Linked DNA regions of Homo sapiens: region 1 is linked to region 2. The links are chromatin contacts, found by Hi-C or POLR2A ChIA-PET in ENCODE. All regions are on one chromosome and are shown on one strand. Each heading gives the region's core, a stretch centred on a gene start or an enhancer-like site at or near the end of the contact. The rest is flanking DNA. Distances are from core to core; before and after follow the strand shown. Region 1 overlaps LOC101929098 (a long non-coding RNA gene). Region 2 overlaps PTPRA (protein tyrosine phosphatase receptor type A).

The links. A loop is a pair of places that touch in the nucleus more often than their neighbours do. ChIA-PET counts read pairs that join two places held with the same protein, here RNA polymerase II (POLR2A). Pooled maps may share reads with other maps.
Region 1: a pooled map shows a loop between it and region 2 (2.8-fold over the local background). The contact joins two enhancer-like sites. A Hi-C loop is called at or near these places in 2 of 50 pooled maps. POLR2A ChIA-PET finds 5 or more read pairs at or near these places in 2 of 52 experiments (H1 and activated naive CD4-positive, alpha-beta T cell).

What each region holds. Positions count from the first base shown.
Region 1 is chr20:3,064,081-3,071,057 of GRCh38, reverse strand. It overlaps LOC101929098 (a long non-coding RNA gene), which reads left to right. Exons shown (of 2, transcript XR_430278.4): 2 at 1,644-2,424. Among named protein-coding and RNA genes, the nearest start is that of OXT, 4.1 kb to the left of the region's middle. Within about 2 kb of position 3,242, at least 2 of the 41 ENCODE cell types and tissues checked have a DNase peak (open chromatin) inside an H3K27ac peak, as active enhancers do.
Region 2 is chr20:2,980,609-2,987,595 of GRCh38, reverse strand. It overlaps PTPRA (protein tyrosine phosphatase receptor type A), which reads right to left. Exons shown (of 24, transcript NM_001385305.1): 7 at 747-831. Among named protein-coding and RNA genes, the nearest start is that of GNRH2, 60 kb to the left of the region's middle. Within about 2 kb of position 3,400, at least 4 of the 41 ENCODE cell types and tissues checked have a DNase peak (open chromatin) inside an H3K27ac peak, as active enhancers do.

The DNA.
Region 1 (6,977 bases), core at 1,993-4,492, 84 kb before region 2:
ATTCCACCTTTCCTTTCACTATAAATTAGGCAACAAACCACAGCAGAATTAGCAATACCTGTGGCTTTGTCACAAATCAAAATAGAAGATAACTTCCTATCACAGCTGTCACAAATGCCTCTATATACTGTTTAGATTCATTATATCTTCAAAATTATCACAGTTATTGGGCCACGACCAGATCTTGCTATCTAATGGTTAAAGAAGCACGTTTATGACACCATCAAAATGTGTTTTGGCTGGGCGCTGTGGCTCACGCCTGCAATCCCAATACTTTGGGAGTCTGAGGTGGGCAGATCACTTGAGACCAGAAGTTCAAGACCAGCCTAGGCAACATAGCGAGAACCCCCAACTCTACAAAAAATACAAAAATTAGCTGGGCGTGTTGGTGTGCTCCTGTAGTCTCAGCTGCTTGGGAGGCTGAGGCAGGAGTACCGCTTAAGCCTGGGAATTCAAGACTGCAGTGAGCTGTGATCGTACCACTGCACTCCAGCCAGAGTGACAGAGCGAGAGCGAGACCCTGTCTCAAAAAAAAAAAAAGTGTTTTAACATTTTGATATCTGAATATAAATATATATATTTTTTTCTTGAGACGGAGTCTCGCTCTGTCGCCCAGGCTGGAGTGCAATGGCGGGCGCCATCTTGGCTCACTGCAACCTCCACCTCCTGGTTTCAAGCGATTCTCCTGTCTCAGCCTCCCAAGTAGCTTGGATTACAGACATGCACCACCACGCCTGGCTAATTTGTGTATTTTCAGTAAAGACGGGGGTTTCACCATGTTGACCAGGCTGGTCTCGAACTCCTGACCTCAGGTGATCCACCCGCCTCAGCCTCCCAAAGTGCTAGGATTACAGGCTTGAGCTGCTGTGCCTGGCCCTGTAATTGGTTTCTTTTGTAATTCTATTTCTCTCATTTTCGACATTAAAATTTTTTTTGGCTGGGCGTGGTGGTTGACCAACCTGGCCAACATGGTGAAACCCCATCTCTACTAAAAATATAAAAATACAAAAATTAGCTGGGCGTGAGGTAGGCACCTGTAATCACAGCTATTCAGGAGGCTGAGGCAGGAGAATCAGTTGAACCCAGGAGGCGGAGGTTGCAGTGAGCCAAGATCATGCCACTGCACTCCAGCCTAGGTGATAGAGCGAGACTCCGTCTCAAAAAAATAAAAATTTTTTTTTTTGCATTTTTAATATATCTCAAAAGGAAAATAATTAAAAGAAAAGATGGATTACCCCAGTGGGAGAGGTATTGGTAGATATCATGAACAAGAAAGGAAAGGCGCTGCTCAACTCTCCCTTTGTGAAAGCACCTGCCACCCAGCTGCTGGGAGTGCCCTCTGCAGGTGGCCCTCAGGGGTAGCTCCTCGAGAGCCTGCTTCAGCTGCAGAGAGCTGCCTGGCTCAGGGTCACACCCTTCCCAGGTGGCCCGCATCCAATGACTGGTCCATTTTGGCCCAAATGCAGGATAACTCTGAAGGAGCATTTTGGCTCCAGAGCTCCCTATGGGGTCAGCTGTGGTCTGCATAGCAGTTCTCCCTCTGCTCACTCCTATTTTTGACCCCTCCCTCCCAAAGGTGTGGGTCCCCAGGGCCTTCTGTAATAAAAACCCCCTTTGTGAAACCATCTCCGTCTGCTCTCTAGGGAACCCAACCTGTAGGGAACCCAACCTGAGGCAGAATGGAAGAAATGAGAAGCACTGTGAGAGACCAGCCTCACTGGTGGGCCAGTCCCCGACCCCTGGGAGAAGAGAACGGGACAGCTCCAGACTCTCCTGCCCTCTTGTTGAGGAAGGTGAAGAGGCTGATGGGGCCAAGCAGGTCACAGAGCTCATCTGACCCTAGTCACTGGCATGAGTCACTGGCATGAGCTGTCCAGCACCCAGGAGCCGGTCAGGCTGACCTGCATTACAAATCAGCAGCCAGTCCTCTCTCACCCAGATTAGCTTATTGGCATTCAGGGCCTAGAAGTCCAAGGGCCTGACCCAGCAGTGGCCCAGAGAGGTCTCTCACCTGCTCTGTGGGCACGATGACCTCACTTAAGCTAACACATGTGCATAAATTACCATAGTATTATGTCCCCCAGATGGGCTGCATCCCTTCACCTGTTCAACAACCCCTCTTCTGAAGATGCTCCGGGTCCCATTACAAATGCCTGGAAACAGCAGCAACAAAACACAAAAACCTCTGCCCTCATGGGGCTTATATTCTAGTGGAGGAAGAGAGATGTTAAACAATAAACACATTTCAGTTAGTTAGGAAACAAGTATAAACAATAAACATACTTCAGTAACAACATACATATTGCAGTAGATTAGTAAGTGCTACAGAGATAAAAGGGAGGCCTGTTGCGATTTCACCGAGGGTGGTCAGTGTAGACTTCTTTGTGAAGAAGAGAAAATAAACCATGCAGATATCTGAGGGGACATTGGTTTTCTGTTGCTGTGTAACAAATTACCACAGGCCAGGCACGGTGGCTTGTGCCTGTAATCCCAGCACTTTGGGAGTCTGAAGCGAGAGGATCACTTAAGCCCAGGAATTAGAGACCAGCCTGGGCAACATAGGGAGACCCAGGCTCTATAAAATGTTTTTAAAAAATTAGCTGGGTTTGTTGGCATGCACCTGCAGTCCCAGCTACTTGGGAGGCTGAGACAGGAAGATCACTTGAGCCCAGGAGTTCGAGGCTGCAGTGAACTAGGATGATGCCACTGCACTCCAGCCTAGGCGACGGAGCGTGACTCTGTCTCAAAACGAAAACAAAAACACAAAAGCTACCACAATTTGGCAGCTTAAAACAACATTTGCTTATTACATTGGGCCAGGCATGGCTTAGCTGGGTCTTTTGCTCTGGGGCTACGATCAGGGTGTCAGCCAGGCTGCATTCATTTCCAGAGCCCGGGTGATTGTTAGCAGAATTCATTTCCTTGCAGCTGTCAAACTCGTGGTGGCCTGCTTCTTCAAGGTCAGGAACAGAGAGAGTCTCTGCTGCTTCAAGTCTAAGCACACAGGGAGTCCTTTTCTGAGGGGCACCTGACCTGATTAGGTCAGACCCACACGGATCACCACCCTTTTAACTCGGATTGATCAGGTGTCTTCATTACATCTGCAGAATCCCCTCACCTTTGCCATATAACGTAGTATAGTCGTGGTTATCACCTTTGTCATCTTCTTCTAATGTTTAGAAGAAAGTTGGCTGGGCACAGTGGGCCACGCCTGTTTTTGTTTTTGTTTTGAGACTGAGTCACGCTCCGTGGCCCAGGCTGGAGCGTGGTTGGCTGGGCGCGCTGGCTCCCAGCACTTTGGGAGGCCAGCGGTGGGTGGATCACTTGAGGTCAGGAGTTCGAGACCAGTCTGGCCAATATGGTGAAACCCCGTCTCTACTAAAAAAAATACAAACAAATTTAGCCGGGCGCAGTGGTGGAAGCCTTTAGTCCCATCTACTCGGGAGGTGGAGGAACCCAGGAGGTGGAGGTGGCAGTGAGCCGAGATCACGCCACTGCACTTCAGCCTGGGTGACAGAGTGAGACTCTGTCCGTCTCAAAAAAAAAAAAAAAAAGCTATGGGTTCTACCCACATGAAGCCAGAAAAGATTACACAAAGGTAATCATTGTGTAATCCACAGAAAGATACCAGGGGCTGAGAATTTCAGGGATCCACTTTAGCATTCTGCCTGTAATGGAGGGGAGGAAATGACAAGTGCTGAGGTCCTGAGGCAGGAATGTGCCTGGCATGTTCAAGGAGCAAGGAGGCCAGTGGTCCTGGAGCAGAGTGACTGAACTCCCGAGATCGGAAAGGTAACGTGGGACTGCACCTCACAGGGCTTGGGCTTTTCCTCCAAATGAAATGGGGGAATGAGAGGGAGTTCTGAGCCAGCTTACGATAACTTTGGATATAGTGCTGTGACAAGACTGTGGGGAACCAGGCGCGGTGGCTCACACCTGTTATCCCCGCACTTTGGGAGGCTGAGGTGGGTGGATCATGAGGTCAGGAGATCAAGACCATCCTGGCTAACATGGTGAAACTCCGTCTCTACTAAAAATACAAAAAAATTAGCTGGGCATGGTGGCTGGCGCCTGTAGTCCCAGCTACTCTGGAGGCTGAGGCAGGAGAATCGCTTGAACCCGGGAGGTGGAGGTTGCAGTGAGCCAAGATCGTGCCACTGCACTCCAGCCTGGGCGACAGAGCGAGACTCCTTCCAAAAAAAAAAAAAAAAGACTGTGGGGAAACTAGGGAGGAGGCTATGCAGCAATCCCTGTGAGTAATGGGAGTGCAATGTGTGTGTCGAGAAGTGACCTGATTCTTGGTGCATTTTAAAGGAGATACCAACTGCAGTTTGCTGATGGATTGGATGTGAGTGGGAGAGAAAAAGAGGAGTCGAAGATGACTTCAATATTTCTGGTCTGGGCCGGGTGGGATGGCTCATGCCTGTATTCCCAGCTACTCGGGAGGCTGAGACAGGAGAATCACTTGAACCTGGGAGGTAGAGGTTGCAGTGAACTGAGATAGCACCGTTGCACTCCAGCCTGGGTGAAACAGTGACTCTGTCTCAAAAAAAAGATTTCTGGGCCAGGAGTAGTGGCTCATGCCTGTAATCCCAGCACTTTGGGAGGCCAAGACTGGGGGGTCACCTGAGGTCAGGAGTTTGAGACCAGCCTGGCCAACATGGTGAAACCTCGTCTCCACTAAAAAATACAAAAATTAGCCAGGCATGATGGCGTGTGCGTGTAGTCCCAGCTACTAAGGAGGCTGAGGCAGGGGAATCACTTGAACCCGGGAGGCAGAGGTTGCAGTGAGCAGAGATGGTGCCACTGCACTCCAGCCTGGGCAACAGAGCGAGACTCTGTCTCAAAAACAAGAACAAAAACAAAACAAGATTTCTGGCTTGAGCAATGGGAAGGATGAAGGTGCCATCAGCTGGCATGGGAACCTGAGGGTGGCACTGATTTGAGTTGGGAAGAGCAGGGGCTCAGTGCGGACCTGTCATGTTTGGGATGCCCGCTACACATCCAAGAAGAACCTGAGCAGGCATTTGGAGGTGTGTCTGGAGTTCAGGAGAGAGGTCTAGGCTGAAGCAATGGTCAGTACCAATATTTATTTATCTTATTTATTTATTGAGACAGTTTCGCTCTTGTTGCCCAGGCTGGAGTGTAATAGCACAATCTCAGCTCACTGCAGCCTCTGCCTCCCGGGTTCAAGCGATTCTCCTGCCTCAGCCTCCTGAGTAGCTGGGATTACAGGCATGCACCACCACGCCCAGCTAATTTTGTATTTATGGTAGAGACAGGGTTTCTCCATGTTGGTCGGGCAGGTCTCAAACTCCCGACCTCAGGTGGTCTGCCTGCTTTGGCCTCCCAAAGTGCTGGGGTTATAGGCGTGAGCCACCGCGCCCAGCCAGTACCAATATTTAAAGGCCCCACCAGAGTGACATCACCCTGGGGCAGGACAGATGGAGAAGAGGACCAAGGATCCCACTCTAAGCAAGGTAGGGGGAAACAAGCAGGGGTCTGAGGACAGGGTTTCACGGAGGAGGAAGTGTGCCAGATGCCAAAGGACATGTAAGGGAGGGACTGAAACTTGAACTTCTTTATTTAAAAAACTCCAGTGAAGTGCAATTTACAGATCGTAATTTGTACGCACTCTAAGCGTACTGTTTGGTGATTTTTGGTAAATTCAAACAGTTGTCCAGCCACTCCCACAATCCAGTTTTAGAATACTCTGTCCCCATGTCAAGTTCCCCCATGCCCATTTGCCTTACTGCTGGCTCCCACCCCAGCCCCCAGGAAACCACTGATAAAGATTTGCCTTTTCTAGAAATGTCACCTAAATGGAACAATACAGTACTTGATCATTTATGTCTGGCGTTCTGAGGTTCATCCAAGTTATTTTGTGTATCAGTAGTGAAACTACCGATGCAAAATTCTAGCTGAGACAGTGAAAGAGATCTGTCCTAGCCAGTTCCATCTTGCTTTAACCTCCACGCTGTCCTTGTTCAATCCTGGGCGTAGGCTGAACTTACTTTGGGATGAACTTAGTACATAGTTTATAGTTTAAAACAAAGGCAGTAACAGCCCTTTCCCAAACCAAACCTCCTTCTTGCCTGGGGACTAGACTGCCTTGGTAGAACTAACATATTAGCCACAAGATTAGAAATTATGGTTTAGGAGTCATGCAGCTGGAGGCTAGAAGATTCTGACCCTCTCCAAATTGCTCCTGGGGATAGCATCACTATTGTCAAACCTAAGATCAGTGCTTGAGATATTTTGCAGACCTGCACTCTATGGATCAGTTAGCACCACCCAGATCAATAAACTGGCTCATCTGATATTGTGGCCCCCACCCAGGAACTCACTCAATGCAAGAGGACAGCTTCTTCTCCACCCCAGCCAATAAACACTCCTGACCCAATGACTGCCCCGCCACCCAGCACATTATTCTTAAAAACTCTGATTCCTGAATGCTCAGAGAGACTGTTTTGAGCAATAATGAAACTTCTGTCTCCTGCCCACCTGGCTCTGAGTGAATTACTCTTTCTGTATTGCAATTCCCCTGTCCTGATAAATTGGCTGTCTAGGCAGTGGGTAAGGTGAACCTGTTGGGCGGTTACAGTAGTTCATTCCTGTTTCATTCCTGTTTATTGTTTTTCTTTTTTTTCTTTTCACTTTGTTGCCCAGGCTGGAGTGCAGTGGTGCAATCTCAGCTCACTGCAGCCTTGACCACCCAGGCTCAAGTGATCCTCCCCCTTCAGCCTCCAGAGTAGCTGGGACTACATGTGCGCACCACCACGCCTGGCTAATATTTGTATTTTTTGTAGAGGGTCTCACTTTGTCACCCAGGCTGGAGTGCAGTGGCATGATCAGCTCACTGCAACCTCTGCCTCCCGGGTTCAAGTGATTCTCGTGCCTCAGCCCACAAAGTAGCTGTGATTACAGATGTGAGCCACGATGCCTGGCTAATTTTTGCATTTTTTGTAGAGATGGGG
Region 2 (6,987 bases), core at 2,151-4,650:
AGAATGATAGAGACACATGACAAATTATAGGGGGCACATGATTCCTCTCTCTTTATCCCTGCAGAAGAACAGAGGGAGCACAGAACATCTTTGGTTAGGCCAAAGATAAGGCAGGGCTAAATCCAATTAGTCAGGGCAGTAGCTTTAGCAGGAAGAGAATAAATGCACCACCCTCTTCTCTCCCTTGGGTTCCCCTTCCTTGCTTCTGCTTGAGTGGTAACGTCTAGAGGACCCTGAAAGAAGGTTAGAAAGAGGGATCCTGTAACTCACAACTCACATGGCTCAACTCAACATGCCAGGGCCAGGGGTCCCAGAAGGGTCTGGGGACAAAGCCCCAGCCAGAAATACAGTAGGCTTTTGTTGAGCATGTAATCTTACTGGGGCCCTTTTAGGGGTTGCTTCAGCAGGGCTAGACCTAGAGATCCTGTAACACCTGTCACTAATAACAAACTGCGGTTTCTTACCTCAACCTCCAAACTACCATTCTGGGCTTTAGCTTGCACTGGAGTTGGGAGACTGGGCTTGGACAGATGGAAGAAAGAGGGAGGGCTTAGGACTTAAGGAAGACTATGTAGAGCTTTTAAATAATTTCTAAGTAGAACTTCAATTTTAGCACTATCATGGGTCATTCCCCCTCTATCCTATTCATTGTGTATATCCTACTGTCTACTGGACTGTGTGGGTTCATTGGGACACTGGGATATTGAAACAGAATCTAAGAGAATGTGAAGTGTTAGTAGGCTCACCTTAACATGTACAAAACTATGATAATAAACACGATCACTAGCAGAGAGGACAGGGCCACCATCACCGCAATAATTGGTGTCTCATCTGAAATCAAGACAACAGAACAAGTCATTACTGTGTTGTGCAATGGAGGGCTTAAGTCAGCCATTCAGGGCAACACCCTGAAGAGGAAGAGCTCATTCAGTCCTTCTGCAGATGCCAGGAAATGGAAACAGAGAAGAAAGTATGAGTGTGCACCTCCCACTGCCATGCCAGGGCTATTGAGGTGAGGTGGGGAGAGAGCATGGGGCCCAGGATGACATGCTCACCCCATCTCTGACTATCATACATTTATTTACTCTGTCTCCCTGCATTAGAATAAAAGCTGTTTAAAGGCAGACACTTTGTTTTACTCACTGCTATATCCTTTGAGCCTAAAACAGTACTTAGCACATAAAAAGCACTGGAATATCTGGAGGCATGAACACATTCAATTCTGATGGCAAGTTAGGTATGCAGGGCCAACACTGTACACTCTCTCAGCCTCAATGGGTTCCATCTAGAGGAAGATGGGAGAGGAAGGGAAAAAGACAGTTTTCCTATCATAAACCCAAATGGTTTCCGGGCACAGAGAATACTGTTCCTAATTAAAACAAGGAGACAAGTAGGGCACAATGGCTCATGCCTGTAATCCTAGCATTTTAGGAGGACAAAGCGGGTGGATTGCTTGAGCCAAGGTATTCGAGACCAGCCTGGCAACAGGGTAAAACTCCATCTCTACTAAAAATTAAAAAAATAGCCGGTGTGGTGATGTGCGCCTATAGTCCCAGCTACTCAGGAGGCTGAGGTAGGAGGATCACTGGAGCTTAGGAGATGGAGATTACAGTGAGCCGGGCCTGTACACTACACTCCACCCTGGGCAACAGAGCAAGACCCTGTCTCAAAACAAACAAACAAACAAACAAACAAACAAACAAACAAACAAGGAGACAGCTGGGTGTGGCGGCTCATGCCTATCCCAGCACTTTGGGAGGCTGAGGTAGAAGGATTGCTTGAGGCCAGGAATTTGAGACCAGCTAAATAAAAATAAAATAAAACAAGGAGACATTATTAGATCCTCAGCCACCATGTAACAAAACTGCTGGTTGCTTCTTTTTTCCTCTTTCCACACCCTGCTCCCTTAGTCACCTTTTGCCAGGACCCCAACCATGGCAACATCTGGTTTGAAGACATGGCAATCCCACCTCATTCCACAGGGCCTGGCTCCCTTTCACCCAATACCTAGCCTTGTTTTCTCATGCAGCTGGCCAGGCACTGACTCATCCGCCTCCACTCTCACCCTCCACCCGACTCCATGAACTACACCATCAGAGTGGCTTGGTAACTATCTTCACCATTTTCCTACCTGCTAAAAGGGAAGACAAGTCTCTTCCATCCTGTCATGTGTGCTCTGGATTACATCCACTGCTGTCAACTCAAAGACTTGTCTTCTTGACCTCATTTACCCTCCCCCAGCTACCACCAGCCTCGCGTCTCTCTTCTCAGCTGACTTTCCGAAACACAGTTGTCTAATTCGTCTTGTCTAATTCCTTACCTTCAGGTTCTCCTTAATCTATTTGCCCTGACTCCCACCCTCAGTGCTCTGTTTAAACTGCTCAGCCAGAACACCAACAAATGGCATATTGCCAAATCCAACAGGAACATTCCCATCCTCATCTGATTCAACCTTTTAGCAGCATTCATTCAAATATCTGTGGGCCAGCAATTGCATGCCATTGTTTGAGACACTAGGAACAGAGAAGTGTTCAAGGAGACAAGTGATAGAAAGCTTCCATTCTGTGGGGAGGAAGGAAGACACTGTTTATAAACAAGTCAATACTTAATTTTAGACAGGGACAAGTGCTATGAGGAATAAAAAGCAGGGTGGGGAGAGAGAAAGTGACAGGTTGGGGAGCAGTGATACAGTGGTCTGGGAAGGTCTCTCTGAGGAAGTAATATACAAGCAGAGCTCTAAATAACGTGAAGTGAACCACGCAAAGATCTGGGTGAAGAGCTTTCTAGACACTGGGAACAGCAAGCATGGTAGCTCTCAGGAGCTTGGCAGGTTCAAGAAACAGCACAAAGGCCAGTTCAATATAAGATGCCAGAGAGGTGGGCAAAAGCCAGCAGACTTAGGACTTGGGAGTCCATTGTAATGATTGTGGATTTAATTCTGAGTGTGATGAGAAACACTATGTCATCGAAGGGCTTTGAACAGAGGAGATATATAACTGGATTTACATTCTGTTAAAAGCTAAACTGACCCATAAGCAGTAGCCATGAGGTGAGAGGTTAATCTAAGAATGTAGTGTCATAGAAGCCAAGAGCAGAGTTTTTCAAGGAGGGAGCAATCAATTCAATCAAATACTGCCTACAGACTTAAGAAGGATGAGACAGAGAAGTGAAACCAGATTTGACAAGACGGTGGCTACTGGTGACCTTTCCAAGAGTATTTTCAGTTGAATATGGGTGAGAAAGCCTAAATGGAGTGAAATAAAGATAGAAAAAGGACAGTGAGACACTGGGTCCTTTCGTGGGGACTTTTAACATTAAGGGATGCAGAGGAAAGGAATGACAGATGGAGGGAGATGTGAGTGAGGTGGACAGATGGGTTTTTTTTGGTTTTGTTTTTAGAGATGGAAGACATTACATGACGCTTCTTTGTTAATGGTAAGTTTCAAACATACTGTGGTATGTGGCTCTCACCTTAAAATGAGTGTTCAGACTGGCTGATCACTCCTTCCTCTCTGAAGCACTTTCCTCTCTTAGCTTTCCACAACGAAACACTCCTCTGATTTTCCTTCTATCTCGTCTGCCCATCTCAGTTTCCCTCACTATCTGTTCCTCTTCCAACACCAGATCTCTAAATGTGGGAATTCCTCAGGGCTCTGTCCTTGGCACTCTTCTCTATATCTAGTTAATCTGATCAGAGAGATGACTGTAAATATAAATGCCATGCTAGCAATTCCCACAGTTGCTTTGCTTGATCAGACCTCTTTTCTGAGTTCCAGATTCTCAACTGCCTATTTGCCACCTCCACTTTAAATTTCATAGGCAACACAAGCTTTCTGTGTTTAAAACCTTTCCCTCACCATTCAGTAGCTAGTACTCCAACCCACCCTGTTGCTCAAGTAAGAAATGTGGAAACCCCCTTGATTTCTTCCTCACACTTATCTTCTATATCTAGCACAGCTGCAAATAATATATTTTGGAGATATATCTAAAACTTCAAATCTGTCTGCCTTTTTTTTTTTTTTTTTTTGCATTTTTTTTATTGCCACCAGTGTAGTCCCAACCTCCATCCTCTCTCACCTGGATCACAGTAAGCCTCTGCCCCTGCCAATCCATTCTCCACAAAGCAGAGTGATCTCTAGGAAAGCAACTCAGGTTGTGTCCCACTCTTAGGTAAAACCCTCCAACAGTTTCTCATGCCTCAGAATGAAATCTAATCTCCTTATCCTGGACTCTAACAACCCCCTCGATTTAGCCCCTACCTGCCCTATCTCTTGCACTCTTTCCTTGCTCACTCAATTTCAGCCACTGGTGTCCTTCCATGCTTTCATTCATTCATCCTCAGGCCTTTGAGCATGTTATTCCTTCTGCTTTACACAGCCTCTCTCTGTTCTTTGCCTGGTTATCTCCTACTTGTCTGGTTCTCTGTGTGTCACTTTTCCCACACAGGTCTTCTCTGACTTCCTAATACTAAATTAGGATCATAAGTCTCAGTTTCCTCATTTCTGAAATAAGTTATTCTGCGTATTAAATGAGATCTTTCATGTAAAGTTGTTGGCACAGTAACTAGCACACAGTGTGTACTTCATTTTAGCTGTTACGGCCAGGCACAGTGGCTCACGCCTGCAATCCCAGCACTTTGGGAAGCCGAGGTGGGCAGATCATGAGGTCAAGAATTCGAGACCAGCTTGGCCAACATGGTGAAACCCCATCTCTACTAAAAATACAAAAAAAATTAGCCAGGTGTGGTGGCACATGCCTGTAATCTCAGCTACTTAGGAGGCTGAGGCAGGAGAATCGCTTGAACCTGGGGGGCAGAGGTTGTAGTGAGCCGAGATTGCGCCACTGCACTTCAGCCTGGGCAATAGAGCGAGACTCTGTCTCAAAAAAAAAAAAAAAATTGCTGTTATTTCCTATACTATTTTTGTAAGGCAAGGACCTTATTATTTTCCTTGATAATACCTCTCACACTTTATAATTACATATTTGACTTTGTTGATTAATGAATATCCCTCCTTTATAGCATAAATTCCACAAGAGCAAGGATTACATGTCTGCTTCATTCTCACTGTACACCTAAAACCTAGCACAGGGTCTCACACATAACAGGCACAAAACAAACAATGGATTACGTTGAGCCAAAGAACAAAAAAAAATAGTAATTTATCACTAAATGTCTTTGTTAAATTCCAACAACAGGGGGCAGTATATCAGGTATTATAAGAAAGTAATTAGGCACATCCCAGCACTTTGGGAGGCCGAGGCGGGTGGATCACAAGGTCAGGAGTTCAAGACCAGCCTGGCCAATATGGTGAAACCCCGTCTCTGCTAAAAATACAAAATTAGCGGGTGTGGTGGCACACCCCTCTGGTCCCAGCTACTCAGGAGGCTGAGGCAGGAGAATCGCTTGTACCCAGGAGGCGGAGGTTTCAGTGAGCCAAGATCGTGCCACTGCACTCCAGCCTGGGTGACGGAGCGAGACTCTGCCTCAAAAAAAAAAAAAAAAAGAAGAAGAAGAAAGTAATTAGGCACCTTTGGCTTAAGACACTGGGCTAAATCCATGAATTTACTTCATCTTCCCCCAAAGCACACTGACATGGTAGAAGAAATATAAAAATACTAATGAATCAACAGCATATCTGAAAGGCAGCAAACGGTGGCATATGTAGATCAGAATCTTTGAGAGATTTCTGGAAGACAAAACAGACCAGACTCGATGTCCAAGAGATCAAACAGAGCCAAAGAGCCTCCAGCTGAAAACTAAGTACTAGTTCTACCAGTTTGGGCCTGGAAACACCTCAAGCTCAGAGGGAATTGGGACTGGGGTTGAAAGTGGACCTTGAGGTACCAGGATGGTACTTAAGCAAAGGCCTGCCAACCCAGCACCAGTACACCCACAGCCCAAATGACAAGCGGGGCTTCCCATCTAGACTCAGCTGGAAAAACAGTGCTCTACACAGAGTAGAGAGTTTGTCACAGAGACTGGTAAGGGCTTCTTTTTTACAAAACATATGCTGCATATATATTTTCTCAACGTCACACTAATGACATTTTGGGCTATACAATTCTCTGTTATGTGGGTCTGTCATGTGCACTGTAGGACATTTAACAATATCCCTAGCCTCTAATTATTAGATGTCTGTAGCAAATTCCCAATTTTGATGACCAAAAGTATCTCCAAGCATTGCTAAATGCCTTTGTGGGGGAAATAGCCCCCAGTAAGGAACCACTGGTCTATACTCACGCCATTCTAACTGAATTCTTTTAAGGCAAATCCGAGACCTAGCATTTCAAATGCAATTACTTAGGTATGTATCACCAAGAGATCAAGATTCTTAACATAAACATAATACTATTATCCAATTTAAAAAGTAACACTAATTCCTTAGTATCATCTAATATTATTCAGTTACTGCTTGAATTTCCCTGAGTGTCTCATAAATGCTTTTTTTTTGTTTTGGTTAGAATTGACACCAGAGCAGGTCTACACTGCATATGATTGTTAAGTATATTGGGTCCACAGAAGGTCTCCTGGGGCCTGCAGACAGAAAAAAACCATAGTAGTGCCCAAGCTAATTCTAGGCAACCACAAGAGAGGAAAGGAAAAAGAAAACGGCAGCTCGCCTAGAGGATAACTGCACCCTGCCCCGATTTTCCTGAGCCATCACTGAACCCCTTCCTGGTTTAGGACGTATGTCCATGTTTGTCTTCTGAAGGGATGAAGGGACACCTATTGTGAGCACAGTCTAAGCCACTCAATGGTCCAGGGCATAGCTCAAACAGAGCAACAGTAGCCCTGGGAAATGGAGGTGACAAAAGAAACAGAATAAATCTTTCAAAATATACTGCAATTTGTGCAACAGGATGCCATATTGATTTAAAAAAATTTTTTTTCTTAAATTTTTTGTAGAGATGGGGGGAGGGGGTCTTGTTGTTGCCCAGGCTGGTCTTGAACTCTTGGTCTCAAGTGATCTTCTTGCCTTGGCCTCC